Regions from separate parts of the Homo sapiens genome. Here region 2 is linked to region 1. A link is an interaction called in ENCODE POLR2A ChIA-PET data of the cell type or tissue named here. Cell type or tissue: MCF 10A. All regions are shown on one strand. Links, peaks and the distances in the headings refer to the core of each region. The heading gives the core; the rest is flanking DNA. Region 1 overlaps LOC124904517 (a long non-coding RNA gene). Region 2 overlaps LINC02474 (long intergenic non-protein coding RNA 2474).

What was found. Peaks named below come from ENCODE experiments on the same cell type or tissue, not always from the same donor. Only the 100,000 strongest peaks of a DNase experiment are listed, where the experiment ranks them.
Region 2: POLR2A ChIA-PET joins it to region 1 with 5 read pairs; 3 of 35 experiments call an interaction of 5 or more read pairs at or near these places.

What each region holds. Positions count from the first base shown.
Region 1 is chr1:221,888,456-221,905,493 of GRCh38, reverse strand. All of the region lies in intron 2 of LOC124904517 (a long non-coding RNA gene), which reads right to left. Among named protein-coding and RNA genes, the nearest start is that of LINC01655, 56 kb to the right of the region's middle. In MCF 10A, for the core only: no CTCF peak of the experiment used is centred there; a DNase peak (open chromatin) is centred at 7,973.
Region 2 is chr1:221,972,952-221,989,989 of GRCh38, reverse strand. It overlaps LINC02474 (long intergenic non-protein coding RNA 2474), which reads right to left. Exons shown (of 3, transcript NR_149071.1): 2 at 6,847-6,990; 3 at 5,026-5,229. LINC02257 (long intergenic non-protein coding RNA 2257) reads left to right here and starts at 11,470. Exons shown (of 4, transcript NR_149057.1): 1 at 11,470-11,630. RefSeq lists enhancers at 10,713-11,455, 15,929-16,541, 16,542-17,038. In MCF 10A, for the core only: a CTCF peak has its summit at 10,125; no DNase peak of the experiment used is centred there.

The DNA of each region.
Region 1 (17,038 bases), core at 3,173-11,172:
TTTTCCTTTACCTCTTTTTTACCTGTCCATGGGAATAAAGAGAGGATTTTTGTTGTTGTTATATATGGATGTGCTGGGTAGTAACAGGGAAAAGCTGGTTTAGGGAGAAAGAATACCTTCAGAGTGTGCTAAGCAGGGAAGTGGAAGCTTGGGGGGTGAGAGGGAGCACATCGGCAAGCACAGAGAGTGGGGCTAGGGGAGACACAGGAGACAAGAAGAATGAGGGTGGACTCTGACGAGGGTGGAAACTGAAGCCAAGCAATGCTGAGTGATGAAAGAACACTGCCCAATATGTGTAGTAGATTTCAAAATGGAATTGTTGGTCCTACCATGGAATTGTACATCCTTCCCTTGGGTTATGAATCTCCTTCTGAATGACTATTGTATTGGAGATGCTCCCGTCTCAGATCCCTAAAGCCTGATAGGATCTAGAACCAGACCAAAGAGGGAGTGGAGCAGGGAGCTGTGATTAGAGCTAGTCAGGCCCCCTGGACTTGATAGTAGCTGTCTCTACTCACAGTGCAGGGAACAGCTAATGGGAGAGGATGATGGACATCCCAGCACAATTCCCAACATGTCTCATTGAGTGCATGAGTGAGGGATTTCACGTAACGAGATTCAGGGTAGGGCTCCAGCTGTCAGAAGTGGCTGAGGGTGATGGTGGCCAAAACACCAAGGCAGGCTCAGTGTTTGGAGGTGAGTGGTGAATATTAGAAATCAAGACCCAGGCAGAAATATAGTCTAGAAACTAGAGCCCCAGAGAGGCTTGAAGGTGTGATTTGAAGAAATATAGTAGGTGAGTTTATTTAAATATTTTAGTATTATTATTATTGTGTTTATCATCTAAATCTCCCCACTAGAATATAAGTGCCACAAAGGCAGGGTTTTTTTGTGTGTTGTTAATTGCTATATTCCCAGTGACGGTGGTGGTGGGCCGTTTGGAGTGGCCACTGCCATTGCACCAGCTGCAGCAGGGAGGTGTGGGTGGTGGTGGCAGGAGTGACTGCAGGGGCAGAAATGACAGCAGTAGGTCCACTGTGCCCTGCATCCCTGAGGCAGCCAACTGTGCCACCTGCTAGCAGGGGAGCAGTGTGATTGGGCATGAAGGGGTGGGCAGAAAAGGGCCCAGCAAGGACCTAGAGCCCCCCTTCAGGCTATGAGGAAGTGTGGCCAGAGTGCACACTCCACAGAGCAGGTGGGACCCCTGCCCTCTCAGGTGCAGGACCCAGGCGTTCACTGCACTCTGCACCCTCGGGGACTGAGGAAGGCCCCCTCACTTGCCCAACAGACTCAGGGGTGTCTGCCTCCACTTCTTGGCCTCTCCCAGCTCCCAGCACCTGCTCTGATCTTGGAGCAGGGTTGGAGTTGAGCCTGGGTGCTGTCACAGCCTGGCCAGATATGCACACACGTGGGGCAGCACTGACACACCAGCCCCCAGTCGCCTTGGTCCCCTCCAGACTTTGGGTGCTAACAAGCTCAGTGGGGAAGCTGAGGGGGTGCTGACGGCAGCTCATCACTGGGCTGCAGGTGCCCCTTGGTACAAACAGCCTGGGCACCATGGGTGGTGGCAGGAGGCAGAGAGGCTCCTGGGCAGAAGGGGGAGGGTCCTCAGTGAGTCCCCACCTTCAGGCCACGGAGGGCCTGAAGGTTGGGGGCTGGGCTGCCAGTCCCACGGACCAGAGTGGGAACTTGTGGTGCCTTTTCTGGGCCCACCCATGGCTGCCTATTGACCAATCGGCACTCACTTCCTCCCCACTGAGGCCCATAAAAGCCCCGGTTGAGCCAGAACTCGACAGAGGACAGGAAGACCAGCTGCAGAGAGGAGCCACCTTCTCTGCTAGGAGCTGAACACCTGATGGGACATCCTGGCTGCAGAAAGGAGCTGCCCCATGTGGGTCTTCTCTGAGCTGTTCTATCACTCAATAAAGCTCCTTTTCATCGTGCTCACCCTCCTCTGTCTGCGTACCTCATTCTTCCTGGTCATAAGACAAGAATCTGGGACCTGCAGAATGGTGAGGCTAAAAGAGCTGTAACCCAAACAGGGCTGAAACATGCTCCTTGCTCACCACATTGAAGGTGAGGAGAAGGGGAGATGAGCTGTGGCCCTTCAGGAAGCCCAGACCTGGGAGCTCCCCGAGCCAGGGCTGTGACTCCCTCATTGGGGCCCTGTGGTTCCTGGCATCTCCAAGCTTCCAGGTGTCACTGCATTCCCCAGAGTCAGCCAAGGAAGCTGCTTGCAGTGCACCTGGTCTAGCCACAGCCTCACAGAGAGCCGGTGCTCATGCCGGCACCTGGAGCTGCCTGCCCCCAGCAGCAGCCAGCATGTCTGACTGTGCAGTGGCCAGACCCCACAGTTGCTCATACACCCCTCGCTGCTCCATGCCTGACTTGCAGTCTCCCTTGGAGGCATGGGATCCAAGCTGGTAGCATGAGCTAAGCACAGCCTGCCAGGCCAAGTAGGTGGAATGAGCCCAGTGGGCCCGAGCAAAACGTGGGCAAAGGTACCATTGACCACAGGTTTCCGGCCAGAAAAGCAGCACCCCAAAGATCCCATAATACCAATACATGGAATGTGCCTGGCACCTAGGAGGTCCTCTATAAATATTTGTTGAATAACTGAATCCAGATTGTCCTGGGAGATGGGCATGGGTGTGTGGTATGTGGCAGGGGGGTGTCTGAGTGTTTTCATGAAGAACCATGGGCCTCTGTGGTGTGGGGTCCCTCAGTGGCTGGCACGCCATGTTGGGGTCATTCACACAACATTTTCAGCCATGGCGTTACCCTTCATTAAATCAGTATCATTGGCCAGACGGAGGGTTGATGCATGGTCACTGTGGCTTACAGACAGGCCTTTGAATCAGTAACTGCTAAGCAAAAGCAGCCAAAATTCAGGTTAGAGGTCAAAGGAGTAATTTAGGGCCAAAAAGTTTTCATTTTAGTTTGCTTCCAGTTTTCTATCAGTGAGTAACATGGTAGCTTAACGTCAATAACCAGGAGGGAGAAGGGAGAGATGTAACTACAGCCTGGTGGATTTCCACTCTGGATAATCTGCTTCTTAAATAGACCAGGAGATGAATGTGACGTACCCAGTTCCATTTTGTCTGTCTCCTGTTTAAGAGTGGGCGAAGGGTACTCATAGGGACAGCTTTGGGGCTAAGCTAATTAATTTTCTACGTTCCAAAATCTTAAGACTCAAAAAGACCTTAGCAGACACTTAAGAGGAGGGTGGTTGCAGGAACCCTGGACCTAGACCCTGTCCTGACTCTTATTCCTAATCTACCCTGGGAGAGATCAGCTAAACTTGCCAGTCCTCCATTTTGTTGTCTTTAGAGTGGGGATAACTAGTTTCTCTTACAGTTTGTTGTGAGGATCAGAGAGGACAACTCCTGTGGAATTCTTATGGGATTGTGAAGGATTATCAATACTTATACATCCCAAGTTGAATTAATCAGCAGCAAATGTATTTAAATCAATATTTTTCTGGCTTTAGTATTGGGACTATGTATGCATGTGATGTAGATGAAGTAAACCCCCAAACTCTTTCACCTGAAACATTCAGATAATTGCATTATTAGCATTATTACTTGGTAGTGGGGTGAGGAAGGGGGAGGCGGTTTCGTGGACTGTATGTAGCCCCAGTGTGAGTACTGTATTCTGAGGCAGTGTCATGGATTCCTGAGGGAGGTCGGGGAATTGTTCCTGGCCATCTCTTAAAGTTAGAATAACAGTGACTGTCACCTTCACAATATCAGTAATTGTTATTTCTATTTACTATTAAAGGCACTTTATGACTTTATTTTTAGTTTTGAGACAGGGTCTTGCTGTGTCAGCCAGGCTGGAGTACCGTGGTACAATCATGGCTCACTGCAGCCTCAGCCTCCCAGGCTCAAGCCATCCTCCTCTCTTGGCCTCCTGGCCTGCCTTGACCTACCAATGAGTGCCACCACACCTGGCTAGTTTTTAACTTTTTTGTAGCGATGAGGTCTCACTGTGTTGCCCAGGTGGGTCTCAAACTTCTGGTCTCAACTCATCTTCCTGCCTCAGCCTCCCAAAGTGCTGGGATTGGGTATGAGCCACTGTGCTTGGCCCAGCACTTTATTATTTATTTATTTATTTATTTGAGATGGAGTTTCACTCTTGTTGCCCAGGCTGGAGTGCAATGGCTTGATCTAGGCTCACCACAACCTCCACCTCCTCGGTTCAAGCGATTCTCCTGCCTCAGCCTCCCGAGTAGCTGGGATTACAGGCGTACACCACCACACCCTAATTTTGTATTTTTAGTAGAGACGGGGTTTCTCCCTGTTGGTCAGGCTGGTCTCAAACTCCTCACCTCAAGTGATCCACCTGCCTCGGCCTCCCAAAGTGCTGGGATTACAGGTGTGAACCACCGTGCCCGGCCCAACACTTTATTTTTTAAAGCAAAACTTACACCCTGAAGTTACTCTGGTAGATTCCCCAGAGAGAGCTTTTCTCCTTACTGTGCAGCGAGACTCCCAAGCGACCATGGAGCTCCCGCTTAATAGAAATCCACTTAATAGAGGCCCACAGTGATCAATTTATGAATGATCACCAACTCACCCTCCTCACACAAGAGGTTGGGCATGTCTCTGCTCCCAGCTGTTCTGCTGTGGCTATGAGCTGGAGTTCCCCACTCCTCCTGTGTCACACTATTTTTAAAGTTGTTGCTATTTTGGATAAGACTGTTGATATTTTCTTAGAAAAGTTACCATTTTTTTTTTCTTTCCTTAAATAAGGAAATACAGTACTCACAGTAGGGGTACATACTGTCCACAAAACCACCTCCCCTTTCCTCACTCCACTATCAAGTAATAATGCTAATAATGCAATTATCTGAATGTTTCAGGTGAAAGAGTTTGGTGGCATAATTTCTTTCCTTAAATAAGTGCCATTTAATTACAGTCAGGGTCCAGAACTTTCCCCAGGGTAACCTCTCCCTGAGAGTCACAAAGGAAATCAGTGGATAAACAAGATTTGTTTCTGTACCGTCCAAATGCCCCGAAGATGGATTCTTGCGTCTTTTCTAATCTCTGTCCTGTGGCACATATTTAAAACCTAAATCTCTCCCTCTGCTTTCCTGTCACACACAAACATGTATGATCTCATGGCAAGTTTTAGAGACAGGACAGGTATAGTCATAACCACTGGACACATGAGGGAACTGAGTCTCTAAGTGTCGAATGAACTTTTCCAAGTTACACAGCTAGTAAGCAAAGTGGGGGATTGAACTTCAGGTGTTACGGTTTGGTGGTGGTCATTGTGGCCTTTGCAGTGTGTATTTTGACTGCACCACATGATATCAGGAGGTGGCATAGCTAAGAAGTTACAACTGCAGGAATCTGGAGATGGCCTAGTTGTGACTTAGGGCATGTAATCAATCTCTCTGCCTCAGTTTCCTCACCTGTATGTGAGGATAATAATAGTCTAAAACAGGACACAACATGTAAAATGCCTAAAACAGGATAGAACACATTTAAAGCATGTAGCAATTATTAGTATTTCAATGTTTTCTCAATCTTTTCTCCCATTTAAATGTCTTTACTTTTAAATTAAATTTTTTATTTTATTTCATTTATATCTATTAAAGTTTTGATTTTGATTTTCTAAATTGTAATGGATTCATATGGATTGAAAATCCAAATTACCAAAATGTATACTCTGCAAATTTCCTCTTTTACTCCTGTTTTCTATCCTCCTAGCCTCAAAGCAGCAGCGACTGTTACTAATTTCTTTTTGTGTGTCCACCCAGGGATTTTCTTTGTATATACGCAGGGAAATATGAATTCTTATTCTCCGGACCCACAGACTTTTACATGAACTGTAGCATACTCTACATGTGGTTTTTTGTCTTTATTTTCTTTCTTAATACTAATCTTGAAGTTGTTTACATAGCCATATATGTAGAACTTTCTCATTCTTTTAAGTTTAATTTTACAACTACATTGTGTTCCATTGTATGAATGGAGTATAATTTAACCAGTGCCTTCCTGATGGACAGTTACGCTATGCCAAATCTTTTACTATAACATACTGTGATGTAATTAATGAATTTGCATGTGTCATGTTGCATGAGTGTATCTGTAAGACAAATTAAGTGTCATTTTATTCAATGGCTGTGTTTACTTCTAATTTTGTTAGAAACCATTAACCAAATTGCCTTCTATAAGATTATATTAATTTATACTCCTGCCCACAATGAATAGAAGTACAAGAGTGGCTGTTCCCCACAGCTTCATCAACGCAGGGACAATTACGTATATTAGAATTTTAAATTAAATTAGGAAAACGTATCTTGAATGGTGAGTTTTCTTAAAAACAAGGTTGAATACTCATTGTCATCTGTTTTTCTGTCACTAGGGAATGTTTTAAATGCCTTACATATACTTTACGTATGCTTTACATATACAAAGTGCTTACATGTTCCTTATATTTATTCCTAGAAACTTTACGACTTTTTGTTGCTAATGTAAATGGAATCTTCCATTATTTTCTCTAATTTGTTGGTGTTTGCATATACGAAAGCCATTGATTTCTACATATTAATTTTGTCCTCTGTAACCTCACTGACTTCTCTCATGTGTATAATGCTTTTTCAGTTGAATCTCTTAGAATTTTTAGATATAGAGTTACGCCTGAAAATAGTGATAATTTTACTTTCATCTTTCTATGTTTTACCCTTGTCTTGTGTACTTTCATTGACTAGTAATTTGTTTTTATTCCTGCATTAAAGGAAATATTCTAGTATTTTCCATTAAGCATGATGCTGGCCATTGGGCTCCCGCTCTGCCTCCTGCTCTATATAAATACACACACACACACACACACACACACACTCATGTACATACATGTATACACACACACATTTTTCTGACACACGTGTATATGTATATGTCTTTTTCTGTTCCTATCTTGATGACTTTTACCAATTCAATTTTTTGTGTAGTGTTGAATATCTTTTCTGCATCTGAGATGATCATTTGGCTGTTCTCTTTAAATCTATGCTTATGGTAACTTTTATTAAAATATTTCCTAATTTTAAACTATCCTGGAACAAATTCCACTTGGTCATAGTATATGATCCTTTAATGTGGTACTTATTTCAGTTGGTGGTATTGTTAATATTGATGATTTTTGTATCAAATTAATAGTTATCACTTTTTGTGTACTGTTGGTTTTTGTTGTCAATGTTATGCTCAATTCTTTTAACGAATTTGGAAAGTTTAAAATTTATGTCAAATTTATTTACATAGAATTGAACAGGTAACTCTTTTGTGATTCCTTCATTTTCATCAGTTTCTGCAATTATTTCCCACATACTAATTTTGTATTCTGTTTTTATGAGCTAATTTTTTTCTTGATTAAGCAATCTATTGATAACTAGTTTTTGATTTTTGCTTTTTTTGGTATGTTTATTTTTTTCTAAGATCCAGCTTTTGGATTTATTTCTTGGTTCTGCTATCTCATTAATTTCTGCTTTTATCTTTATTAATTCCTCCCTTCTGTTTCCCTTCAGGGTATTTGTTTGTTCTTTTTCTAACTTCTTACGTTGAAGATGACATTTATTTTCATTCTTGCTTGCTTTCTTATATATTTAAAGGTAACATTTTATAATTTAAGGGTATACATTACATTTTACACAATTTAAGGATAAGAACATCCTCACTTTGAATGCATAGCATGTTACACCAAACGTCTGTTCCCTGACCCTTTTCTCCTTAGCATCTTCTGCAGTGCCTGTCATGGTAACAGGCACACGTACATTCTCAATAATTATATGAATTGATAAACACACAGTAAACAGATCCATGACAGAGGTGCTCCCTCTCCTTGCCCTTCTGCCCTGCAATACAAGTGTTGTTGCATCATATTTATTAGTATGCCCATGGGCTTTTGCGTTAGCAGAGGCATGAGAGTGCTTTAGCCAAAATGATTCCCTCCTTGGCCAAGAGTCCTGAAGATTTGCTGCTTGATTTTTGCAAGGGAAATATATTTTGATAAATGATTTGAGTTGGCACCAGTGATTCCAGAGTCGTTGCTTAAGGCTACAGGGTTTAGATCCATCTGCAGATATGTGCAATCAAAACCACAGTGTGTGTTTACACAGGATCTATTTTGGTCCTTAGACAGACTATGTCTTTTGCTCTCTTATTCCAGAGAGGCAGTAGGAATAACATCAGGGACACAGGAAAAAACTGAAATTCAAAATTTCTTGCCGAAAGTTTTTTATCTTCTGTCAGTGATGGAAAGGACCAAGTTGTGTGTAATCTGTAATCTTTTCCACATTGAATGCTTTCATTTTAAATAATGTGTGTATCTATGCATGTGTTTGTGTATGTATGTATGTGTGTGTAAAATCACCTCTGAGCATAATTTACATAAAATTCACCAATTTTCAGTGTACAATTCAATGAGATTTGACAACTACATACAGTTATGTCAGTGCCATGAGTATCATGGTGCAAAACATTTCCATCACCCCAAAGAGATCTGTTATGAACTTTGGAATCATACAATTCCCCATACCCTGGCAACCATTGAAACATCTTCCTTCTATCACTAAGGTTTGACTTTTGCAAAGAATCCCATATAAATGGAATCATATAGTATGGAACATTTTGTGGCTCTCTTCTTTCACTTGGCATAATTTTTTCGAGACTCATCCATGTTGTTGTATCTATCAGTAGTTTATTTTCATTTTTATTGCTAAGAAGTATTCCATTCTATGGAGATACCAGTTTATATAAACATTCACCAGTTGATGCATATTTGGAATCTTTATAGTTCTTGGAATTAAAAATAAAGCTACTATATAAATTCACATTAGAATCTTTTTGTGGACATATGTTTTAATTACTCTTGGGTAAATGTCTAGAAGTAGAGCTGTGGATCATATGTGTACATTAACGTCACAAAAAAATTATTTTCTAAAGTGGCTGTACCATTTTATGTTACCACTGGCAAACAAAGTGTGTTCCAGTTCTTCTACATCCTCAACAATACTTAATATTTGCCTTTCTAGTGGGAATAAAATGGTATCTCCTTGTGGATTTAATTTGCCTTTCTTTAATAAATAATGGTGATGGGGATCTTTTTACATGCTTGCCGTTTGTATATCTTCCTTGGTGTAGTATGTCTTCAAATCTTTTGCCAATTTTTAAATTGGGTTGTTTGCCATATTATTATTGAATTGTAGGAATCCTTTTACATTCTGGGTATAAGCTTTTAATTAGATACATGTTTTGCAAATGTTTTCTCAATCTGTACCTTGCCTTTTCATTTCATTTTGTGTCTTTTAAAAAGCAAAAGATTTTGATTTTGACACAGTTCAATCTATGAATGTTTTATAGTGTACACTTTATGTATTTTATTTATGAAGTCTTTGACCAACCTAAGTACATGAAAATTTTCTCCTCTATTTTCTTCTAGAGTTTATATAGTTTCAACTTTATATTTAGGTTGTGATCCATTTTGAGTTAATTTTTGTATATTTTTGAGGTAAGGGTTAAGGTTCATCACTTCCATGTGTGGATATTTTAATTGTTCCAGCATCATTTGTTATAAAGAATATCCATTTGCACCCCTGTTGAAAATCAATAATTATATGTGTTGAATTTGTTTTGATTGCATAAATAATTATGTTGTCTACAATAGAGATACATTTTCTTCTTTATAATCTTTATGTTTTTATTTATTTTTCTTGCCATATTAAACTGGCCAGGACTTCCAATACAAAGTTGCATTTTGTTGACATCAGACGTTCTTGGCTTATTCCTAAATGTAAGGGGGAAACCTTCTTAACAAAGAATGAATTTGTTGTAAAACAATCACTACAGTGAAGCTAACTAACATATTAATTACCTTATCTAGATACTTTGTGTGTGTGTGTGTAGAACACTTGAGATCTACTCTCTCAGAAAATTTCGAGAGCGCAATACATTATTCTTAACCATAGTCACTCATGTCTTTTCTTATAAGTGTGCTAATCCCATCATGAGGGCTACTTCCTCATGGCCTAATCACCTCGCAAAGGCCCCCATCTTCTAATACCATCATATTTGAGATTAGCATTTCAACATATGAATTTTGGGGAAACACAACTAGTCCATAGCCCTTCCTGCCAATGTGGTGAGAGGTAGCTTCAAAGCTAAAATAGCTTTTCCCAAACATGCCTCAGCCTTGGTTTTCCTTTTACTTTATATTTTTCTTTAAATAATTTCAACTTTCATTTTAGATTCAGAGTCTACATGTGCAGGTTTATTACATGAGTAAATTGCATGATGCAGAGGTTTGGGGTACCATTGATCACATCACCCAGGTAGTGAGCATAGTACCCAATAGTAATTCAGGCCCTGCTCCATTCCCTCCCTTCTCTCTCTAATAGTCCCCAGAGTCTGTTGTTGACATCTTTATGTCCATGAGTTTCCATTGTTCGGCTCCCGCTTATAAACGAGAACATGTGGTATTTGGTTTTCTGTTCCTGCATTCATTTGCTTAGGATAATGGCCTCCACCTGTACCCATGCTGCTGCAAAGGACATGATTTGCTTCTTTTTATGGCTGCACAGTATTCCATGGTGTATATGTACCACATTTTCTTTATGCAGTCCACCACTGATGGACACCTAGATTGATTCCATGTCTTTGCTATGGTGAATAGTGCTTGCAATGTACACATAAGTGCATATGTGTTTTTGGTAGAATGATTTTTTTTTCTCTTGGATATATAGCCAGTAATGTGATTGCTGGGTTGAATGGTAGCTCTGTTTTAAGTTCTTTCAGAAATCTCCAAGTTGCTTTCCACGGTAGCTAAACTAGTTTATATTCTACCAACAGTGTACAAGCATTCTCTTTTCTTCTTAGTCCTGCCAGCATCTGTTGTTTTTGACTTTTTAATCATAGCCATTCTGACTGATATGAGATGAAATCTCATTGTGGATTTAATTTGTATTTCTCTGGTAAGTGATGTTGAACATGTTTTCATATGCTTCTTGGCCACTTGTGTGTTTTCTTTTGAAAAATGTCTGTTCATGTCTTTTGCCCACTTTTAAATTTTTTTTTTTGTTCTTTATAGATTCTGAATATTAGGTCTTTGTTGGATGCATAGTTTGTGAATACTTTCTCCCATTCCGTAGGTTGTCTGTTTACTCTGTTACTTCCTTTTGCTGTGCAGAATCTCCTTAATGTAATTAGTTCTCAGTTGTCAATTTTTGTTTTTGCTACAATTGCTTTTGAGGACTTAGCCATACATTATTTCCCAAGATTAATGCCCAGAATGGTGTTTTCTAGGTTTTCTTCTAGGATGCTTATAGTTTGAGGTCTTATATTTAAGTCTTTAATCCATCTGGAGTTAATTTTTATATATGATGAAAGGTAGGGGTCGAGTTTTATTCTTCTGCCTATGGCTAGCCAGCTGTCATAGAACCATTTATTGAATAGGGGAGTCCTTTCCTCATTGCTTATTTTTGCTGATGTCATCAAAGATCAGGCAAAGGTGTGCTGCAGGTATGCAACTTTATTTCTGGGTTCTCTATTCTGTTCCATTGGTCTATGTGTTTTTTGTTTGTTTGTTTTGTTGTTTTTGCTTTTTTGAGATGGAGTCTCACTCTGTTGCCCAGGCTGGAGTGCAGCGGCACCATCTCGGCTCACTGTAAGCTCCATCCCCTGGGTTCAAGCGATTCTCCTGCCTCAGCCTCCCCAGTAGCTGGGATTACAAGTGCCCACCATAACGCCTGGCTAATTTTTGTGTTTTTAGTGGAGATGGGGTTTCATCACATTGGCGGGGCTGGTCTCGAACTCCTGACCTCAAGCGATCTGCCCACCTTGGCCTCCCAAAGTGCTGGGATTAAAGGTGTGAGCCACCGCACCCAGCCTATAAGTTTGTTTTTGTACCAGTACCATGCTGTTTGGGTTATTATAGTCTTATAGGTTGAAATCAGATAATGTGATGCCTCCGGCTTTGTGTTTGTATAGGATTGCTTTGGCTATTTGGGCTCTTTTTCGGTTCCATATGAATTTTAGAATAGTTTTTTTTTTTTCTAATTCTGTGGAAAATGCCATTGGTAGTTTGACAGGAATAGCATTGAATCTGTAGATTGCTTTAGACAGTATAGCCATTTAATGATACTGATTCTTCCAATCCATGAGCATGGAATATTTTTCCATTTGTTCATGTCACGTATGATTTCTTTCATCAGTGTTTTGTAGTTCTCCTTGTGGAGATCTTTCACCTCCTTGGTTAGATGTATTCCTAGGTATTTTAATTTTTTGTGGGTATTGTAAATGGGATTGTGTCCTTGACTTGGCTCTCAACTTGGACATTATTGGTGTATAGAAATGCTACTGATTTTTGTACATTGATGTGTATCCTGAAACCTTCCTAAAGTTTATCAGTTCTAGGAGCCTTTTGGTGGTGTCTTTGGGGTTTTCTAGGTATAGAATCATATCAGCTGTGAAGAGAGAGAGTTTGACTCCCTGAAGAGGCATCCCTATTTGGATGCCTTTTATTTCTTTCTCTTGCCTGATTGGCCTGGCTAGCACTTCTAAATACTATGTTGAATAGGAGTGGTGAGAGTGGACATCTGTGTCTTGCTTCAGTTCTCAAGAGAAATACTTTCAGCTTTTCCCATTCAGTATAATGTTGGCTGTAGGTTTGCCATAGACAGCTCTGATTATTTTGAGGTATGCTCCTTCAATGCCTAGTTTGTTGAGGGGATTTCCTTTTAGAAAACTCAGAAACAGGTCCTGAGGCTGAAATCTTTGTCCCAGAGGTTCCCCCCACCCCACCCCTTCCTAATATCTTGTGACCCAAAGCTTCCTCACAGCTGGAACTAATGCTGCTATAAATGCCTAACTTCTGAGGCAGTTTAGATATAAAGAAATAATTTCACAGAAGTTACTAATGTGGAGGTTGTCACACTCAAGCTGAGAAGTCTCACACAACTGGAAATGTGTAGCTGATTCCCAGAGGCTTTGATACTGTTTGGGGCAGTCTCTAAGGCTAACCAGACCATTTGGATGTGCAGGATAAAATACCTCCTAGCTTAATAGAATGGACAGAACCTTGTTAGACTTCAGCAGGAATTTGGTCCTTCAACATGAGGAGCTTTCTCAGTTGGGCAGTGTGATGGTTAATTAGGAAGGCAGAGGTAATTACGGAGCTGACTTATTGGAATAGCAGCTGCTAAATGACAGATTTCTTGTTCATCAAGCATCCTGAAGGTGGTGTCTTGGTATTTAGCTTCTTCTTATGTGGATAAACAGAGACTAATATCTGGGGACACTACCTTGCCCACAATCTTGTTCCATCCTTTTTGGGATCTTATTTAATGTACAATGTTCAGTGGTTTAAGGTGAGAGCAGATCCATTCACTGGGCCTCATATACTTGAAGTTGTATGATTGTCAAACTTTCTGTCTGCTGGCAAGGCAGAGAGGGATAAGAGAAAGCTGATGAAAATATCATAATTCTGATTCAATTAGTCAGTCAGCCTGGTCAACAGAAAGATGCCTACAGATTTTAATTGGCCTCGGGGGAGGAGAACAGAATGTTCTAAGATGTCCTTGTTCACCCTGATATTGCATTATCTGGGCCACAGGGCAGCTGCAATCTTTCCCCCAGGGCTCAGGATGTCTGCCTAGAAATAAACTTCAAATTTAGTGTTAACCTTTTTACCACCATGTTGCTTCAAAACAGATATTCTTCAGTGGAGTTAGCTTTAGAGATGTAAAATCTGTCCCATTTCTAAGTAGGTCAATATTATTCCTAGAATACTAACCCCAGAGGACACTGATGTTGGGGGATGAGCAGTTCTATCTAAGCAGGGGGGTCAGAAATTTGGGTCTGTGTTCTCCTGCTAATTTCACCCATAATTCCAGAAACCAGTGCTTTCACTTCTCCATGCCTTGGAATCTCTGTCAATGAAACAGGAATGGCTGTGCTCTCTTGAAAAAATAATCTGCTTTGAAGTCATAAAATCCAAAGTACCAACCCTCACTTGTTCTAGGGGATGAAGGTGAAAAGGTTTCGTGATCAAATGACACTGTCATATTTTAAGAGCTTCTTTTCTACGTACATTTTCAAATCATGAAATTCATATGCTGTGTTAGGGTAAGCTAAGTTTTGCTGTGGCAATAAACTCCCAAATCCCAAAGGCTATTCCTCACTTTCCGAACAGTCTGATGCAGGTCAGGCTGCTCTCCTTGGTGGCTACCCTTCAACAGTGATGAGACATTTAGGCTGTTTCTATCTTGCACCTTTGCTGTTTCAGAGTTCTTTGTTTCCAGGCATAGTGGCAAGAGAGAGGGCATGTATGGAACTCACCACCCTTCTTTCCTACCTCAGACAGAAAGTGCCAAGCATTACTTTACTCACACACCTGCCTGTGAACCAGAGTTAGTCACATAACCCCATCATAAATACAAGGGAGGCTGAGAAGCATGAGGGAGCTTGTGGAATATTTGGGGAGTGCTGGTGTTTGTGCTACATATTCTAGGAGTGTTATTATTGTTTTATGTCCAACCCAGGCAAGGATTCAAAATGAAGAAACATTTATTCAACAAACTTACCAAGTACTACCAACTAGAGATATAAAGATAAATGAGACCCAGGTCCAGCCCAAATAATTCATAGCTGGGAGATGGGCATGGGGAAAGATGCAAACAAGGAAATTATTGGGAAATTCATAATTGCTTAGAGGTAAAAATGAAATGTGTGGGAAGACAGAGTAGGTAAGGCTCTACAAAAGAACTGACTTGAAAGATGGTCCTTAGGTTCTGGAAGGAGGACTAGGAGTTTACCAGATGGTGATGTTGGGGTGGATGGATTCCATAAGAAGGAAAAAGGAGCTTAGGGTCAGACTTCCTTTGTTTTCAAAGTCAACATGGGAGGCCCCTGCAGTCCACTGCACTAGGCCTGTGCTTCTTAAAAAAAAGTAAAAGTGAGTAGATGCTGAAGCCTCAATTTTACAGTTTCCAAATGAATAGTAAGAATAAAAAGGCTTGAAAAAGAAAGTAGATAAAATAAAGTCTTTGGAAACAGTAAGAGAAAGGCCTCGCAAATCATTCCCTGCCAGGCTGGCTCAGTAAAATTTTGGGTGGCACAAGTGGCCCTATCTGCTATCAAATTCAATTATTTTGCCAGCAAAGCTCTAAGAATGGTGATAGCTGCTTTTGCTGGAGGGTTTCTCTTATTCATTATTTACAACCCCATCATCCTGGAAAACTGATATTTTGGCCTAAAAAATTAGGATCCAAGGCCAAAAACATTATTTCCAGAAAATGACAGGACATATAGTAAAAACTTCTGGATGGTACAAGCTCCCCAAGGGCTTGGATGTCCACTTTTTGATATGGGGCCTTCTAGAAAAGGTTATTGGCCATAATACCTTACATTTGCATGGTATTTGAAAGATTGCAAAGCATTTTTAAGTATCCATTAAGTGAGTTAATTAAAAAAAAAAGAGAGACCAGTATTGAGAAGGGCATGGGAAACTGGTAGTTTTTTGCATTATTAGGAGAATAATGCATTATTAGGAGAATTGCTGCCCCCTTTTTGGAGAACATTTTGGCAATGCCTACTTTTTAACCTAGCAATCACACTTCTAGGATTTATCCTTGAACTATGTTTGCACTAAATCAAAAGCCCAACATGAGTTCATTTGCAGTATTTGAAATTTAAAAAGGTAGGGAGAAAACTTACTATCTATGAAGTGGGAATATCCAAATAATTCATTATGTACTAGAACTATAAAATGCTATACATCTTGAAAAATGAGAAAAATCTGATGCCTTGACATGGAAAGATGTCCATGAGGCTGCTTAATAAAAGTTCCAAGCACATGTGTGTGTGTGCTTGGCTTGCCCAAGCCCTGCACCTCCTAAATGACAGCACCGGATTCAAATCTAAATAATCTCAATTTAGGTCCTGGATGCTTTGCACTTTATTTCACTTCCAGCACCCATGGGGTAGGATCTGGACATGAATGAGACTTCCTACCAACCAGCTCCAGGAAGTTGGGAAAAAATAGAAAAATCCCGTGGAAATAACTCTTGGTTAAGAAGAATAAGATTTGGGCTTCAAGCTCTGCTCTTTCACTGTCAGCTGTGTGACATGCCACAATCTCTTTGCCTCTCTGGAAACCACCATTCTTCACCTTCCTCATCCCTACCTCCTCCACTTCCCTCTGTGCTGTTCTATATGGGGGAGCTGGAGCCACAGGTGGTTCCTGAACCCTTGAAATGTGTCCAGGATGACTGAAAATCTGAAAGTTTAATTTGATTTTCATTTGAATGAATTTAAAGTTTATTTAGCCACATAGGGCTATTGGGATGGTTCTGGGTAGTACAGGGCAGAGTGATTCTTAGGAGACACCCCAGCAACCCGAGAATCATTACATAACAGGGAAGAGTTATTTGATCACACTGTGTGAAGGCAGATTTTTTAAACGTTGGTTGAGAAGCACTATGTGCAACATAAAGTTAAAACTATTCAGTGTGGCAATCACCAAGATGCCACATTTCTAGACCGGTTCCAGCCATACCAACATATTCATCAGGCTCCTAAGCCCATCCTCCTTCTCACACTGTTCCCTCTGCGTTAAATGCTGGCTCCCATCCTCCTTCTCACACTGTTCCCTCTGCGTTAAATGCTGGCTCCCATCCTCCTTACCTGGATCCTACCCATCCTTCCAGGCACAGGTGAAGGTACCTTGTTGGTGAAACCCTCTTTGACCTCCACATTCACTCTTCAACTCGCCAGTGAGGTGAATCACCCTCTCCCAGCATGGGTTACATTCACCTCATTACAGCACGGTTGTGGATCCAGGTCTAACATGGAGACAGACAGTGTAACGCGGCATGCGGAATTCTCTGATGGAGACAGATCCAGGGTGCTCTGGAGACCCAGAGAAGGGGCTCGTCAAGCTAGGTTCGAGGGAGTGGGTTCTCAGAAAAACAGATGTGAAGACAGAATGTGTGCAAGAACATTTTGTTAGGGGAAACACCTGTGAGATAAAATAGCCCAGG
Region 2 (17,038 bases), core at 3,389-11,388, 84 kb before region 1:
AATTATTGAATTAGAACCTTCGTGTTTTAGGAATGGGTAGAGGAAAGGTCAACTATGTTTAGTTTAGCAAAGCTTTCAAAGTGATTCAACACCATCTTTCACTACCATTACACACAAATACACACCCTATATACATATATCACTACTATTTTTATCTTTAAAAACTAAACAAACCACAACTAGAAGCTCCCTGCCAAAAACCCAAGAAGACCTCTCACCCTTCAATTTATACTTCTGTAGAATCCCAGACCTGTGGGGGTAAGAGGGAAGAGAAGCACCACCATGCACCCTGGTGCTGAGCACCTGCAGACCCGATTCTCCACAGCATACCCAGGGCTTGGCCATCCCCTTTGGTCTGGAGGTGCTGCCTGGTGCTTTGTAGCCTCCCAGACTTTTTTCTACAATTGCTCTGAAACTCAGATATTTTTCACCAAAATTGGCTGGACCAATTTTTTTTTTTCATTTTTGAGGGGCTTTTGGATGTTTTGTCCTGGGTTTCCAAGCTGGTGTGTGTGCATGTGTGTGTGTGTGTGAACATCTCTCAGAGAGCCCCTCCCCACACCCACCTGTTCATTGTCACAGTGACGGTGGAATCTGTGCTCTCTAGGAGTGCTATTGCCAGATGAGGTGGAGGGCAGGTGGTAGGTGTTTAGAATGGGCTTCTCTGTTACCAAGACAAGAGCAAGACCTCTAAAACTGTTTTGTTCCTCTACCTTCCCTTTAACTTTCCCTATTACTTCTGGGAGAAAGAGTAGAATTAGATCATAACCAAGATAGTTAAAAGGTGGATCTTCTAGCTAACAGCTTTTGAGTACATGCTACTACATGATAAAAACCTTGTTGAGCACATTATACACATTCTTTGATTGAAACTTTTCAGTGACCACCATCTGAGATAGGGGCTGTTATCCCATTGTACAGAGGAGAAAACTGAGGCTAGGTACATTAATTACCAACAGTCACACATCCAATAAATTGTGAAGTATAGACTTGAACCCAACCTGGGCCTACTGGCAGCTTAGGCACTTTTTAATTAGCATGACACAATGATATAGTTTATAATTTCCAGGGCATTTTCTAATGCATTGTCTTTTGGGTTTGAGGCAGTTTTTGACACTCAAATAGGCTTCTCTCTTACTGAAGAAGGGAAGACAGGAGGAAGGGAAAGAAATCAATATTTGCTGAGCCTGGGTCAGAAGATTTCATTTAAGTCTGTTCATTTAATTATCATGACAATCCTTTAACTTGAGTAATATTATTTCTATTTTTACAAAAGATGGTCCAGAATTTCAGGGGAGGTAACGTCTTAGCTTAAGTGTTCAAGGCAGATCTGTGGCAGAGTTGATCCTGAAACCCTGATCTGCCTCATCCAAAGCCCAGCAGCCCACGTTTCACTTTCATGTGATAAAGGTTTTTATGTAAGCACCGGACATTGATCATTTATCTCTTTGATGTGACATTTCCTGTGGTCCCAGACACTTCTTTGGGATTCTATAGGATGTCAATTCCTGGACCTAGGGAACTAAAATGTATGCCAAGGCAAAGTAAACAGAGGGTATTGTATTTTTGTTTTAAACTGTGAAGATACCACCAGGTATCCACTTGAAACACTGCTGTGGGCCTCAGTAAGTGTTCAGAGGATGGCTCAGGAATCAGGTTGTATTAATATCTCTTTTTTATCAAGACAAAAATGAAAGTCGAATCTGAGCATTCAGTCTCATCTGGAATGTTTTCTTCTTCTCTAAATATTTTAAATCAGAAAGTTTCAAATTCTTTAGTTCATGATGCTATAGTCTCACACACACGTACATACACACACACCCCTACACACAGGGCCCTAAAAAGCAAGGTCATCTCAACGCAAATCCATACCGTCTTTAGAGATCCAATGTGACAGATGTCATGGTGACTCATACCCATGAATCACTTATCTTAGCTCATTGAGGAATGGCATGACACAGCCCACATGACAGGGCCCATTTGTTCTTTTTGGTAAATCCCTAAAATTCTGAACAGCTGCTTTATTCCTTACATGTTCAATCATGATAATAGGAAGAAAAAAAAAGTGACTAGTGTGTATTTTGGCTGGTGGTTAAATAGTGCATCGTAGTCCTTTAGCCCTCCGTCCACTCTTAGAACATATCTTGCTTTTCCAGGTTCAGGGCTTGTTCCTCATCACCTCTTGCCTTTCCCTTGGGCAACATCAATGTCTGTGTGCATAACCCATCTAACACTGGGTTTCACAGGTATTTAAACTCCTCAACTCTGAAGTTCTTCAGCTCCATTTGTACCAGATAAGCAAACCCATAGCTACACCCTCAAAGCTGTCATGAACCAGAATGACTTAACTTCTGAGAGCTTAAAGTCTTTGATAATTTTCTGCTCATACAGCTCTCACATTCCCTTATTCCCTAAAATTATTCTTTGATTGAATCAAGACCTCCATTTTCTCACTCAAAATAACCCAGCCCTTTTCTGGTTTCTTCCTCCATGGTAGATACTATGCCCCATTAGCAATCAAAACTGCTCTTGTCAAGGCCATCTATGACATCCATGTATCCAAACCCAAGGGTCGGTTTTTAGTTGCGACCATACTTGACTTTCACTAGCATTTGTCACTACTGATCTCTCTCTCCTCTTGGAAATATTTTCTTGGTTTCACTTCTAAGACACCACACCTTCTTGATTATTTTCCTATTTACTCGTCAACATCTTTAGTCCCCTTTGCTGGATTTTCTTCTTCTCTCAACCTCTTAATGTCAGAGTGTCCTAGAACGCAGAGCCAGTCCCTCTTCTCTTCATTATCTGTACCCATTCCCTAGATGACAGCATCCAATCTGATGGCTTTAAAATCCATCTATATTCTGAGAACCCCTCAAGTGCAGCTACAGCCTGGATCTCAACCGTGAACTCCAGACTCTAACATCCAACTGCTTAGCCCACATCTCCAATTGGATGTCTAATCAACGTCTTTAACTTAGTAAGTCCAGACTCTAATTCAAGACTTTTGCTAGTCAAAACAGACTCTAAAAAATAAATAGGCCACAATCTCAAGCCACAGATTGAGAAATATATTCATAACACATATATCTGACAAATGATGTGCATTTAGAATATATAAATCACTCATAACTCAGTAATAAAAAGATTAAAATCCAATTAAAATGACAGGCATTCACAAAAGAAAAAAACATGGCCAATAAGTAATGAAAAGTGCTCTACATCATTAATAATGAGGGAAATGCAAGTATTTTCCCACAGCTGGTGTCTTGTCTCTTCATTTTTTAAATAAGTGTTTCACACAGAGCAAGTTTTAAATTTTGGTAAACTCTTGTTTATCTTTTTCAATGTTTTAACTATTTGGTTAGTACTTTTTGTATGCACCATTACACCTAAGAACCCACTTGCAGAATTTTTTGCTTCCTTTTCTGCTATTTGTGAGATCTGCTTGTTTGGAAGTTTTAGGACCTAGAGAGAAAACATTTCCACCAGGGGATACAACAATAATTCCAATAAATTGGAAGATGAGGTTGCCACGTGGCCACTTTAGGATCCTTGTGCCACTGAACCAACAGGCAGAAAAAGAGGTCATCCTACTGGCTGAAAGAACTGGTCCCAATTTACCAAGGGAAACAGGCCACTGCTCACAGCAGAGGCAAGGAGAATTCTCCTGGGTACCTTTTAATACCATTATGCACAGTAGTAAAGGTTAATGAAAAGCTATAGCAAAAAAAAAAAAAAAAAAACAACAACAAAAAGGCAGAAAAAGCAGAACAACAAGTGAGCCCTTAAAGAATGAAGGTTTGGATCACTCTACCAGGTAAAGAACCCCAAACAGCTGAAGTTCTGACTGAGAAAGATGAAAATATAAAATGGATTATGGAAAAATAAAATCATAGATATCAATTGTGAATAGCATTTTAACCATAGATGTCAATTATGAATAGCATCTTAACCAATTATAGAAATGAAGACCGTGGTCACTTTGCATATTTATCTTATTGTATGTACAAGGGACTTCCAAATTTGTGGAAAAATAAAATTAACAAGTAAAAACATAAAATATAAACTTTATTTTTCAATATGAGTTCCGTTAAGTTCAAGTCACTTTTATAAACAATGACATCAGCCATTTGGTTCATTCATAAAGAACTGAGGGTCTTGGGAATTTAACTATGTCAGTGCAATCTTTTTCATATTATCAACTGAAGAAAAATTTTTTTAAGATTAGGAAATCTTAAATAGCTATATACTTTAACTTAAGGTAAAAAGTTTCTTAAGATTAGGAAACAAAAAGAAGTTAGAAGGAACCAAACCAGGACTGTAAGGTGGATGCCTAATGATTTCTCATGGAAAATCTCACAGAATTGCCCTTGTTTGATGAGAAAAATGAGTAGGAACATTGTCATGGTGAAGAAGGACTCTCTGGTGAAACTTTCCTGGGTGTTTTTCTGCTAAAGCTTTGACGGACTTTCTCAAAATACTCTCATAATTAGTAGATGTTATTGTTTTTTGGCCCTCCAGAAAGTCAACGAGTAAAACACCTTGAACATCACCAAAAAACTTTGCCATGACCTTTGCTCATTGCTCATCTGCTTTTGCTGTGACTTGACCATTTCCACCTCTTGGCAGTCATTGCTTTGATTATGCTTTGATTATGTCTTTGGGATCATATTGTAAAGTCATGTTTCATCTCCTGTTACAGTTCTTCAAGGAAATGCTACAGGATCTTGATCCCACTTGTTTAAAATTTCAATTGAAAGTTCTGCTGTTATTTGCAGCTAACCTGGGTACAACAGTTTTGGTACTCATTGAGTGGAAAGTTTGCTCAATTTTAATTTTTCACTCAGAATTGTGTAAGGTGAACCAGCTGTCTACATTGTTGGCTATTGTCAGTGCTGTTAATTGTCAGTCTTCCTCCGTTAGGGCATGAACAAGATTAATTTTTTCCTTCCAAATTGATGTAGATGGTCTGCCGTTGCAGGCTTCATCTTCAACATCATCTTGTTTCTTCTTAAAATAAGTTATCCATTTTTAAACTGCTGATTCATTTGGGGTATTGTCCCAATAAACTTTTTATAAAGCGTCACTAATTTCATCGTTCTTCTACCCAAACTTCATCATAAATTTGATGTTTGTTCTTGCTTCAATTTTAGCAGAATTCATGTTGCAATATAGGAGTCCTTTTCAAATGGATGCCTTATCCTTCTCAGTGCTTCAAATTAGATTCTGTTCAGGCATGTTATAACAAGTTAGCACGAGTTTACTTTTGTGCCGAAAATGTTTGAAATCCACACATCTATTTTTATATATATAAAAAATACACATTTTCCGTGAACTTTTTGAAGACCCCTCATATAAGCTAACATTTTCTTCTTCTTATTTTTATTTTACATATAAGTTCTTGTGGGTTAATTTTATAAATTTATTTTTAGGTAACAGAGACTGTGACAGGATTTTAGAAATATTTAATATATAGCCAATGATGAAAATAATGACAACTGAGACTGTGCATCTCCTCACTGTAAAGCAAAGCTGAGGACTTCTTTACATTTTAAGACAGCTGTATCTTTTTAGGTGAAATATAGAGTTGTTTCATTGTTGCACAGAAGTGTAAATATGTATAGAAGGGTATACGTAGAGACTGTGGAGCCAAATACTTTACTGTGCCAGTTGTCAGCTTATTTTCTTTCAGCTCCAACTCCATCCTTCATTCACTATTCTGTGGATAATGCAGCTGGACCCTGCAAATATTTCTTCTAAGTCAGCTGACATAATGTTAAGCTTTGTCAGTAGAAGTTATTGGTGGAATACTGCAGGAGGAAGGGGATTCTCTTTCTGATTACAGTGTGTTTGTTTCATCAACCTCCTTCAGCATACCTGGTTTCTCCAGCACCCAGTTCTAGCAGCCCAGGAGCTTCTCCAGAACTTGGTTCCTACAATACAGGTAGCTTTTCTAGTATACAGATTTCACTGCAAATGGCAGCCAGCAGCACCTAGCAGCCAGAAGCTTTCCTTGACACCTCTTCAGGCAGCTTTGTAGCAAAGTATTGCCAGCAAGATGCATCCTGCAGACAGTTTCCTGAGTTTGGAATTCCCTACTCTTTACCTCCAAACATTCCTATCCTTTAATTCCCACCACAAAAGTCACCTCCACAAAGTGTTTCCTGATCCTTCCAGTTAGAGTTCATTGCCTTCTTTTCTGAATGGCCACACCTTTTTCATGTATGTTCACTTTCTAGTCTATGTCATACTTATTTGTGTACTTATCTGCTTGAGCACAGTAAAAACTGAGAATTTAGCAGAATTATTTGGAAATGGCTGGCAACCACTAAATATTGGTTAATGAATGAATCAGTTAATATGGAATGATGCTGTGTTGGCACAATAAAGGAGTAGCTCTGAACACAGAGGGACTTTTTCGAAATAGTGAGATATATGAGGACTGGAATAATACAAGAAGTTTTCCTGGAGGAAGGATATATGGGATTTGGAGAGGCAGAGGGGAGGGAGGGCTGGGATATGATCCCTGGTGTAGACACAGCATGAGCAAAGGCATGGAGGTGGTGTGGTAGAGAGTTGTCATGTGTTCCAGGGACAAGGAGGAGACTGGCTTAGCTGGAGTGAATGTTGGGGATAGTGAAAGTTTAGATATGGAGGAAGTGTACACCTTGGAGGATGATGTGGAATGTTTTATGAGCTGAATAATCCAAACCTTCCCTAGCTGCTCACATATTTTACCTGAAGTGTGCATTCTTTACATCACACACACACACACACACACACACACACACACACACACACACGGAAGGAAAAGGAAGAAGGGATTGCCACTACTTTACCTACCATTCTCCCATTTCAGGGTAGGGAAAATTTCATAAAATGGATTATCTCTCAGGTTCTTCCAGATGGATGTGGTCAAAGGCAGATGCTGTGTTTACAGGTCTCACTGAATGATGATGCAAATGTCTCGGACCCTCTTGCAAAGGTCTTTATTCAGGGAGAGAGTTCAAGAATATTGGTTGTGGTCTTCAAACAAAATTTGTAAAATTTTTGCTTATTGTATGAGAAAAATATAACTGTAAAGCCATCCAAGCCAGTAACTGGGGTCACCTTTTTCCACGCATGCATGCAAAGCTGGCTCAAGACTGACCCACATTGTCCTATGCTATGACATCAGGACGGTGGGGTCATCAGTTGGCTCATTCCCTAGTATCAGCAGATGGATAGAGGATGGAAGGTAATAACATTGTCACATTTGCTTTATCTTATGTGAGATACACACAAATTGAAACAGATGTCTCCTAGGATCTTACAGGCCATAACAGACCCTTCTCTAATTGGTCATACATTGTTTGTAAAATTATATTCAATATCTAACCCTGAACATAATGCCTGTGACTTCCTTTTATTTTCCAAGGGCAGATTCTTATAAGAAAATTCTGTGGAAAATCATCTCCCAACATTGGCAATACCTGCTTCCCCCCTTTCCTCACCCTCTCAAAATGTGAAAATCATAAACATCTTTAGGATATCCCTTTAGGGAGACTGCCTTTAGAAGTTGAGGAGTCCAGAATCAATTATTAGATCACTGGTTTTCAAATTTGTCAGATTACAGAGAACCTGAGAGTCATGTTAGTATTAAGGATTACTAATGTGGGTACTTTTAGTTCCTTATGAAGTGTAAAAATTTTCTCAGCTGAAAATATGACTATAGTATTCATATATTTATCTAGTAGGAAACTATACACATATTTTTATTAACAAAATAAATAGCTATGATGACAGTGGCAAAAATCCCAAGCTGCCCAACTAGATATGATTAATGACTTCCGAGCTTTTCAATTAATTTCAAATATATATATATATATATATATATATATATATATTCTTATAATGTTATCTGCCAGGAGCTGCCACCAATCAAACAATGGCAAGTGTAGAAGGCTAAATAAATAAAAGTAGGAGAAAAGCCTAAAATTGAAAAGAAATTAGCCGTCAATTTAATTTTTCTATGATTTAGAAAAAGGCTACCATTACTTTATTTTATCAACAGAATACTTCTGCTCCGGGGAAGACAAACATTCCACGGGAGACAAATCTAAGAACCTCTGGAGTATGCAATAGTTATCACAATTTCTTCATTACACTAATTTCAGAATAAATGTGGTATATTAAAGACAGATTAATTTGGCAGCAGTGTTCAAGATGAATAGGAGTTGGTGCAAAAAAATAAGTCATGGTGCATAGGAAGCCATTGCAGTGTCTAAGTGTGAGGGAATAGCTTCTGGATGAGGTAGGTGACAGCCCAAGTGGGGGAAAATGTGTGTAAGAATCATCACAAAAACAGAAATGTGAGGACTTGAAGAGTCATTCAGTATAATAGATGATGAAAATGATGGTCAAGTTTCTAGTCTGAGTAAGCAAGAAATGAACTAAAAATAAGTAATTTGGGAGAGGAAATTTGAGGAATTAAAGTGAATGCATTCAAAAATACTTTTTATTTGAAGCGATGGTGTTAAAACTAAATATAAAACTATAAAAATATAGTAATGTTTAACAACCGCATAAAAAGATGCTCAACATCACAAAGCATTAGGGAAATGCAAATCAAAACCACAGTGAGACTGCTTCATACTCATTAGGATTGCTACTATTAAAAAAAAAAAAAAAAGAAAGAAAGAAAGAAAAAGAAAACAAGTGCCAGCAGGGATGTAGAAAATAGGAACCCTTGCGCACTGTTGGTGGAAATGCAAAATGGCACAGCTTCTACAGGAAAGAGTATGACCATTCCCCAAAACATTAAATGTTGAATTACCATATAATTCAGCAATTCCACTTCTGGGTATATACCCAAAATAATTGAAAGTAGGGTCTCAAAGAGATTAGTTTTATTTTTAGTTTTTCAGTTAGGGTCTCATTGTGTCACCCAGGCTGGAGTGTAGTGGTGTGACCTCTTCCGGTCAAACTATCCTCCCACCTCAGCCTTCCTAGTAATTGCGATATGCCAACATGCCAAGCTATTTATTATTATTATTATTATTATTTGTAGAGATAGGGTCTCACTTTGTTGCCTAGGCTGGTCTCAAACTCCTGTGCTCAAGGAATCCTTCTGCCTCCCAAATTGCTAGGATTGCAGGTGTGAGCCACTGCACCTGGCTCTCAAAAGGTTTGTACACCTGTGTTCATAACAGCATTATTTGCAACAGTCAAAAGATGGAAGCAACCCAAATATCCAATGAAGATGAATGAACAAACAAAATGTGGTCTATACATACAGATAGAATATTATTCAGCCTTAAAAAGGAAGGAAATTCTGACACATGCTACAACAAGGATCAACCTTAAGGACATTATGCTTAGTGAAATATGTCAGTTACAAAAAGACAAAAGTTATGTAAACTGGCTTACATGAGGTACCTAGAGTAGTCAAATTCGTAGAAACAGAAAGGAGAATGGTGGTTGCCAAAGGCTTGGAGTTGGGGGGGGAGAATAGGAAATTGTTATTTTCTTAGTATGGAGTTTCAGATTTGCAACATGAAAAAGTTCTGGAGCTTTGTTTCTCACCAATGTAAATATACTTAACACTACTGAACTGTACACTTAAAAATGGTTAAGATGGGCCAGGCATGGTGACTCATGCCTGTAATCCCAGCACTTTGGGAGGCCAAGGCAGGAGGATTGCGAGGTCAAGAGATCGAGACCATCCTGGCCAACATGGTGAAACCCCATCTCTACTAAAAAATACAAAAATTAGCTGGGCATGGTGGCACGTGCCTATAGTCCCAGCTACTCGGGAGACTGAGGCAGGAGAATCACTTGAACCTAGGAGGCAGATGTTGCAGTGAGCTGAGATCACACCACTGCACTACAGCCTGGTGACAGAGTGAGACTCCGTCTCAAAAAAAAAAAAAAAAAAAAAGGTTAAGATGGTAAATTTTATGTTATGTGTAGTTTATCACAGTTAAAAAAGTAAAAATACAATACTGTAGTGTTGTGAAAGGAAGGAAAAATTATACTTAAGGTTAGCAAAGGGTTTTAGATGAAGGGATTGAAGGCTTATTGATACCTAGGGCTCTATTTTATGAAGCAGCCACCTGGTGGCAGGAATTTTAGAAGGAATATCTCTAAACTTCATTAAAACCTTTTAAGGTAGGTATTATTTTACTCATTTTAAAAGATGGGACAGGTGACACTCAGAGAGACTAAATAACTTGACTAGAACCCACAGCTGGCCAATGATAACACCAAGTTTGGGCTCCATAGGATATGGTGTCTCAGGGTACCATGTGGTCTCTACTGAAGGAAAAAAAGAGCTGAAGCCTGAGCTCAGAAAAGCTACAAAAATGTATAGGCACAGGAGGGAGACAAAAGTCAGAAAATATTTAGCAGAAAAGTTAGGTTAGGGAGAGAGAGAGGCTGGGGAGCAGAAAAGTGCAAGGTAGTAGGAGTCTGAGAAAGAATTCTGGGGAAGCAATTTTGGTCTGTATCTGCCTATTTTCATGTAATTTCTTATCATACTACCTTTGTACTTAATTACTCCAATTTTGTTGAGAAAAGCAAGCTAGATGAGCCTCATTTGCTTTAATTCTTCTTTACTATGTTGTTGACTGTTTTGAAGGCATGTTTTAAAAAATCACTCTGTGCTGCTTTCTATTTAATTCTTTATTTGATTGTTTGATCCCACTGGAAATACTCACTGTAGGTGTCACTCAGAATATGTTCTCACTGAATTATCTGCTGGACTACCTTAGAAAAAAACAAATTTACCCAAGTTGGATTCTGCATCTCCCTTTCCCATGACCTGCCCCTTCCATTACCCAATAAGCGTATGCGCATATACTTAACCACCCACACTCCCAACCACACATACACACACACACACACACACACGCCATGATGTATCAGATGTCTCCATGTCTATTACTCTTTAGTAATAAAGGACATCAATTCTTCCAAACCCTTGGCTTTCATTTAGAGATTTCAATTGTTATATAGTAGATATTGAATAAGATGCCATCATCATCATAGGTGTCAGGCCTCTGAGCCCAAGCCAAGCCATCGCATCCCCTGTGACTTGCATGTATACGCCCAGATGGCCTGAAGTAACTGAAGAATCACAAAAGAAGTGAATACGCCCTGCCCCCACCTTAACTGATGACATTCCACCACAAAAGAAGTGTAAATGGTCGGTCCTTGCCTTAAGTGATGACATTACCTTGAAGTCCTTTTCCTAGCTCATCCTGGCTCAAAAAGCACCCCCACTGAGCACCTTGCGACCCCCACTCCTGCCCACCAGAGAACAAACCCCCTTTAACTATAATTTTCCTTTACCTACCCAAATCCTATAAAACGGCCCCACCCTTATCTCGCTTCACTGACTCTCTTTTCGGACTCAGCCCGCCTGCACCCAGGTGAAATAAACAGCCATGTTGCTCACACAAAGCCTGTTTGGTGGTCTCTTCACACAGATGCACATGAAATTTGGTGCCGTGACTCGGATTGGGGGACCTCCCTTGGGAGATCAATCCCCTGTACTCCTGTTCTTTGCTCCGTGAGAAAGATCCACCTATGACCCTCAGGTCCTCAGACCGACTAGCCCAAGGAACATCTCACCAATTTTAAATCAGGTAAGCAGCCTCTTCTTACTCTCTTCTCCAACCTCTCTCACTGTCCCTCAACCACTTTATCCTTTCCACTCTTCAATCTCTCCCTTCTCTTAATTTCAATTCCTTTCATTTTCTGGGAGAGACAAAGGAGACACGTTTTATCCGTGGACCCAAAACTCTGGCGCGGGTCACGGACTGGGAAGGCAGCCTTCCCTTGGTGTTTAATCATTGCAGGGACACCTCTCTGATTATACACCCATGTTTCAAGGGTGTCAGACCACGCAGGGACGCCTGCCTTGGTCCTTCACCCTTAGCGGCAAGTCCCGCTTTTCTGGGGAAGGGGCAAGTACCCCAGCCCCTTCTCTCCATGTCTCTACCCCTTCTCTGCTTTTCTGGGAGAGGGGCAAGTACCCTCAACCCATTCTCCTTCACCCTTACTGGCAAGTCCCACTTTTCTAGGAGGGGGGCAAGTACCCCTCAACCCCTTCTCCTTCACCCTTAGCGGCAAGTCCTGCTTTTCTATGGGGCAAGAACCACCAATCCCTTATTTCCATGCCCCAACCTCTTATCTCTGTGCCCCAATCCCTTATTCCTGTGCCCCAACCTATCTCTGCACCCCAATCCCTTATTTCCGTGCCCCAACCTCTTATATCTTTGTACCCCAATCCCTTATTTCCACACCCTGACCTCTTATCTCTGCACCCCAACCCCTTTTCCCACTTTTCTGGAAGGTAAGAACCCCCAAACCCTTCCCTCCATTTCTCTACTCTCTCTTTTCTCTAGGCTTGCTTCCTTCACTATGGGAACCTTCCACCCTCCATTCCTCCTCCTACTCCCTTGGCCTGTGTTCTCAAAAACTTAAAACCTCTTCAACTCACACCTGACCTAAAACCTAAATGCCTTATTTTCTTCTGCAATACCGCTTGACCCCAATACAAACTCGACAGTAGTTCCAAATAGCCAGAAAATGGCACTTTGAATTTTTCAATCCTGCAAAATCTAAATAATTCTTGTAAAATAGGCAAACGGTCTGAGGTGCCTGACGTCCAGGCATTCTTTTACACATCAGTCCCTTCCTAGCCTCTGTGCCCAGTGCAACTCATCCCAAATCTTCCTTCTTTCCCTCCCGCCTGTCCCCTCAGTACCAACCCCAAGCATCGCTGAGTCTTTCTAATCTTCCTTTTCTACAGACCCATCTGACCTCTCCCTTCCTCCCCAGGCTGCTCCTCGCCAGGCCGAGCTAGGTCCCAATTCTTCCTCAGCCTCTGCTCCTCCACCCTACAATCTTTTTATCACCTCCCCTCCTCACACCTGGTCCGGCTTACAGTTTCGTTCCGTGACTAGCCCTCCCCCACCTGCCCAGCAATTTACTCTTAAAAAGGTGGCTGGAGCCAAAGGCATAGTCAAGGTTAATGCTCCTTTTTCTTTATCCCAAATCAGAAGCGTTTAGGCTCTTTTTCATCAAATATAAAAACCCAGCCCAGTTCATGGCTCGTTTGGCAGCAACCCTGAGACACTTTACAGCCCTAGACCCTAAAAGGTCAAAAGGCCATCTTATTCTCAAAATACATTTTATTACCCAATCTGCTCCCGACATTAAATAAAACTCCAAAAATTGGAATCTGGCCCTCAAACCCCACAACAGGACTTAATTAACCTCACCTTCAAGGTGTACAATAACTGAAAAAAGTTGCAATTCCTTGCCTCCACTGTGAGACAAACCCCAGCCACATCTCCAGCACACAAGAACTTCCAAACGCCTGAACCGCAGTGGCCAGGCGTTCCTCCAGAACCTCCTCCCACAGGAGCTTGCTACACATGCCGGAAATCTGGCCACTGGGCCAAGGAATGCCCGCAGCCCGGGATTCCTCCTAAGCCGCGTCCCATCTGTGCGGGACCCCACTGAAAATCGGACTGTTCAACTCACCTGGCAGCCACTCCCAGAGCCCCTGGAACTCTAGCCCAAGGCTCTCTGACTGACTCCTTCCCAGATCTTCTCGGCTTAGCAGCTGAAGACTGACACTGCACGATCGCCTCGGAAGCCCCCTAGACCATTCACGGACGCCGAGCTTCGCGTAACTCTCACAGCGGAAGGTAAGCCTGTCCCCTTCTTAATCAATACGGAGGCTACCCACTCCACGTTACCTTCTTTTCAAGGGCCTGTTTCCTTTGCCTTCATAACTGTTGTGGGTGTTGACGGCCAGGCTTCTAAACCTCTTAAAACTCCCCAACTCTGGTGCCAACTTAGACAATACTCTTTTAAGCACTCCTTTTTAGTTATCCCCACCTGCCCAGTTCCCTTATTAGGCTGAGACACTTTAAATTATCTGCTTCCCTGACTATTCCTGGACTACAGCTATATCTCATTGCCGCCCTTCTTCCCAATCCAAATCCTCTTTGCATCTGTCCTCCTCTTGTATCCCCCCACCTTAACCCACAAGTATAAGATACCTCTACTCCCTCTTTGGCGACGGATCATGCACCCCTTACCATCTCATTAAAACCTAATCACCCTTACCCCACTCAACGCCAATATCCCATCCCGCAGCACGCTTTAAAAAGATTAAAGCCTGTTATCACTCGCCTGCTACAGCATGGCCTTTTAAAGCCTATAAACTCTCCTTACAATTCCCCCATTTTACCTGTCCTAAAACCAGACAAGGCTTACAAGTTAGTTCAGGATCTGCACCTTATCAACCAAATTGTTTTGCCTATCCACCCTGTGGTGCCCAACCCCATACACTCTTTTGTTCTCAATACCTTCCTCCACAACTCACTATTCCGTGCCTGATCTTAAAGATGCTTTTTTCACTATTCCCCTGCACCCCTCGTCCCAGCCTCTCTTTGCTTTCACTTAGACTGACCCTGACACCCATTAGGCTCAGCAAATTACCTAGGCCATACTGCTGCAAACCTTCACAGATAGACCCCATTACTTCAATCAAGCCCAAATTTCATCCTCGTCTGTTACCTATTTCAGCATAATTCTCATAAAAACATACATGCTTTCCCTGCTGATCATGTCCGATTAATCTCCCAAACCTCAATCCCTTACAAAACAACAACTCCTTTCCTTCCTAGGCATAGTTAGTGCGGTCAGAATTCTTACACAAGAGCCAGGACCACACCCTGTAGCCTTTCTGTGCAAACAACTTGACCTTACTGTTTTATCCTAGCCCTCATGTCTGCGTGCAGCGGCTGCCACGCTTTAATACTTTTAGAGGCCCTCAAAATCACAAACTATGCTCAACTCACTCTCTACAGTTCACGTAACTTCCAAAATCTATTTTCTTCCTCATACCTAATGCATATACTTTCTGCTCCCCAGCTCCTTCAGCTGTACTCACTCTTTGTTGAGTCTCCCACAATTACCATTGTTCCTGGCCCGGACTTCAATCCAGCCTCCCACATTATTCCTGATACTACACCTGACCCCCATGACTGTATCTCTCTGATCCACCTGACATTCACCCCATTTCCCCAAATTTCCTTCTTTCTTGTTCCTCACCCTGATCACGCTTGATTTATTGCTGGCGGTTCAACCAGGCCTAATCGCCACACACCAGCAAAGGCAGGCTATGCTATAGTACAAGCCACTAGCCCACCTCTTAGAACCTCTCATTTCCTTTCCATCATGGAAATCTATCCTCAAGGAAATAACTTCTCAGTGTTCCATCTGCTGTTCTACTACTCCTCAGGGATTATTCAGGCCCCCTCCCTTCCCTACACATCAATCTGGCGGATTTGCCCCCACCCAGGACTGGCAAATTAGCTTTACTCAACATGCCCGAGTCAGGAAACTAAAATACCTCTTAGTCTAAATAGACACTTTCACTGAATAAGTAAGGGCCTTTCCTACAGGGTCTGAGAAGGCCACCGCAATCATTTCTTCCCTTCTGTCAGACATAATTCCTCAGTTTAGCCTTCCCACCTCAATACAGTCTGATAACAGATGAGCCTTTATTAGTCAAATCAGCCAAGCAGTTTTTCAGGCTCTTAGTATTCAGTGAAACTTTTATACCACTTATGGTCCTCTGTCTTCAAGAAAAGTAGAATGGACTAAAAGTCTTTTAAAAACACACCTCACTGAGCTCAGCCACCAACTTAAAAAGGACTGGACAATACTTTTACCACTTTCCCTTCTCAGAATTCAGGCCTGTCCTTGGAATGCTACAGGGTACAGCCCATTTAAGCTCCTGTATAGATGCTCCTTTTTATTAGGCCCCAGTCTCATTCCAGACACCAGACCAACTTAGACTGTGCCCCCCACCAAAAAAAAACTTGTCATCCCTACTATTTTCTGTCTAGTCATACTCCTATTCACCGTTCTCAGCTACTCATACATGCCCTGCTCTTGTTTACACTGCCGGTTTACACTGTTTTTCCAAGCCATCACAGCTGATATCTCCTCCTGCTATCCCCAAACTGCCACTCTTAATTCTTGAAGTAAATAAATAATCTTTGCTGGCAGGACTTTGCCGAATCTCCTTAAGCACTCTCTAATCAGATATCCTGAGTCATCCCAATTCTTAGACCTTTTATACCTGTTTTTCTCCTTCTCTTATTCCATTTAGTTTTTCAATTCATACAAAACCGTATCCAGGCCATCACCAATCATTCTATACGACAAATGTTTCTTCTAACATCCCCACAATATCACCCCTTACCACAAGACCTCCCTTCAGCTTAATCTCTCCCACTCTAGGTTCCCACGCCGCCCCTAATCCCGCTTGAAGCAGCCCTGAGAAACATCGCCCATTCTCTCTCCATACCACCCCCCAAAAATTTTCACCGCCCCAAAACTTCAACACTATTTTGTTTTATTTTTCTTATTAATATAAGAAGGCAGGAATGTCAGGCCTCTGAGCCCAAGCCAAGCCATCACATCCCCTGTGACTTGCACGTATATGCCCAGATGACCTGAAGTAACTGAAGAATCACAAAAGAAGTGAATAGGCCCTGCCCTACCTTAACTGATGACATTCCACCACAAAAGACGTGTAAATGGCCGATCCTTGCCTTAACTGATGACATTACCTTGTGAAAGTCCTTTTCCTGGCTCATCCTGGCTCAAAAAGCACCCCCACTGAGCACCTTGCGACCCCCACTCCTGCCCACCAGAGAACAAACCCCCTTTGACTATAATTTTCCTTTACCTACCCAAATCCTATAAAACGGCCCCACCCTTATCTCCCTTCACTGACTCTCTTTTCGGACTCAGCCCGCCTGCACCCAGGTGAAATAAACAGCCATGTTGCTCACACACAGCCTATTTGGTGGTCTCTTCACACAGACGCGCATGAAAATAGGTACTAGTAAAAATGAAAAGATGCTGCCAATTATAATTATGACATCATCAAGAGGTGTTAAAATATAAGCACTTCGTATGTAAAGTCAGTGAAATATGCTTGTATAAAACTTTACTGTAA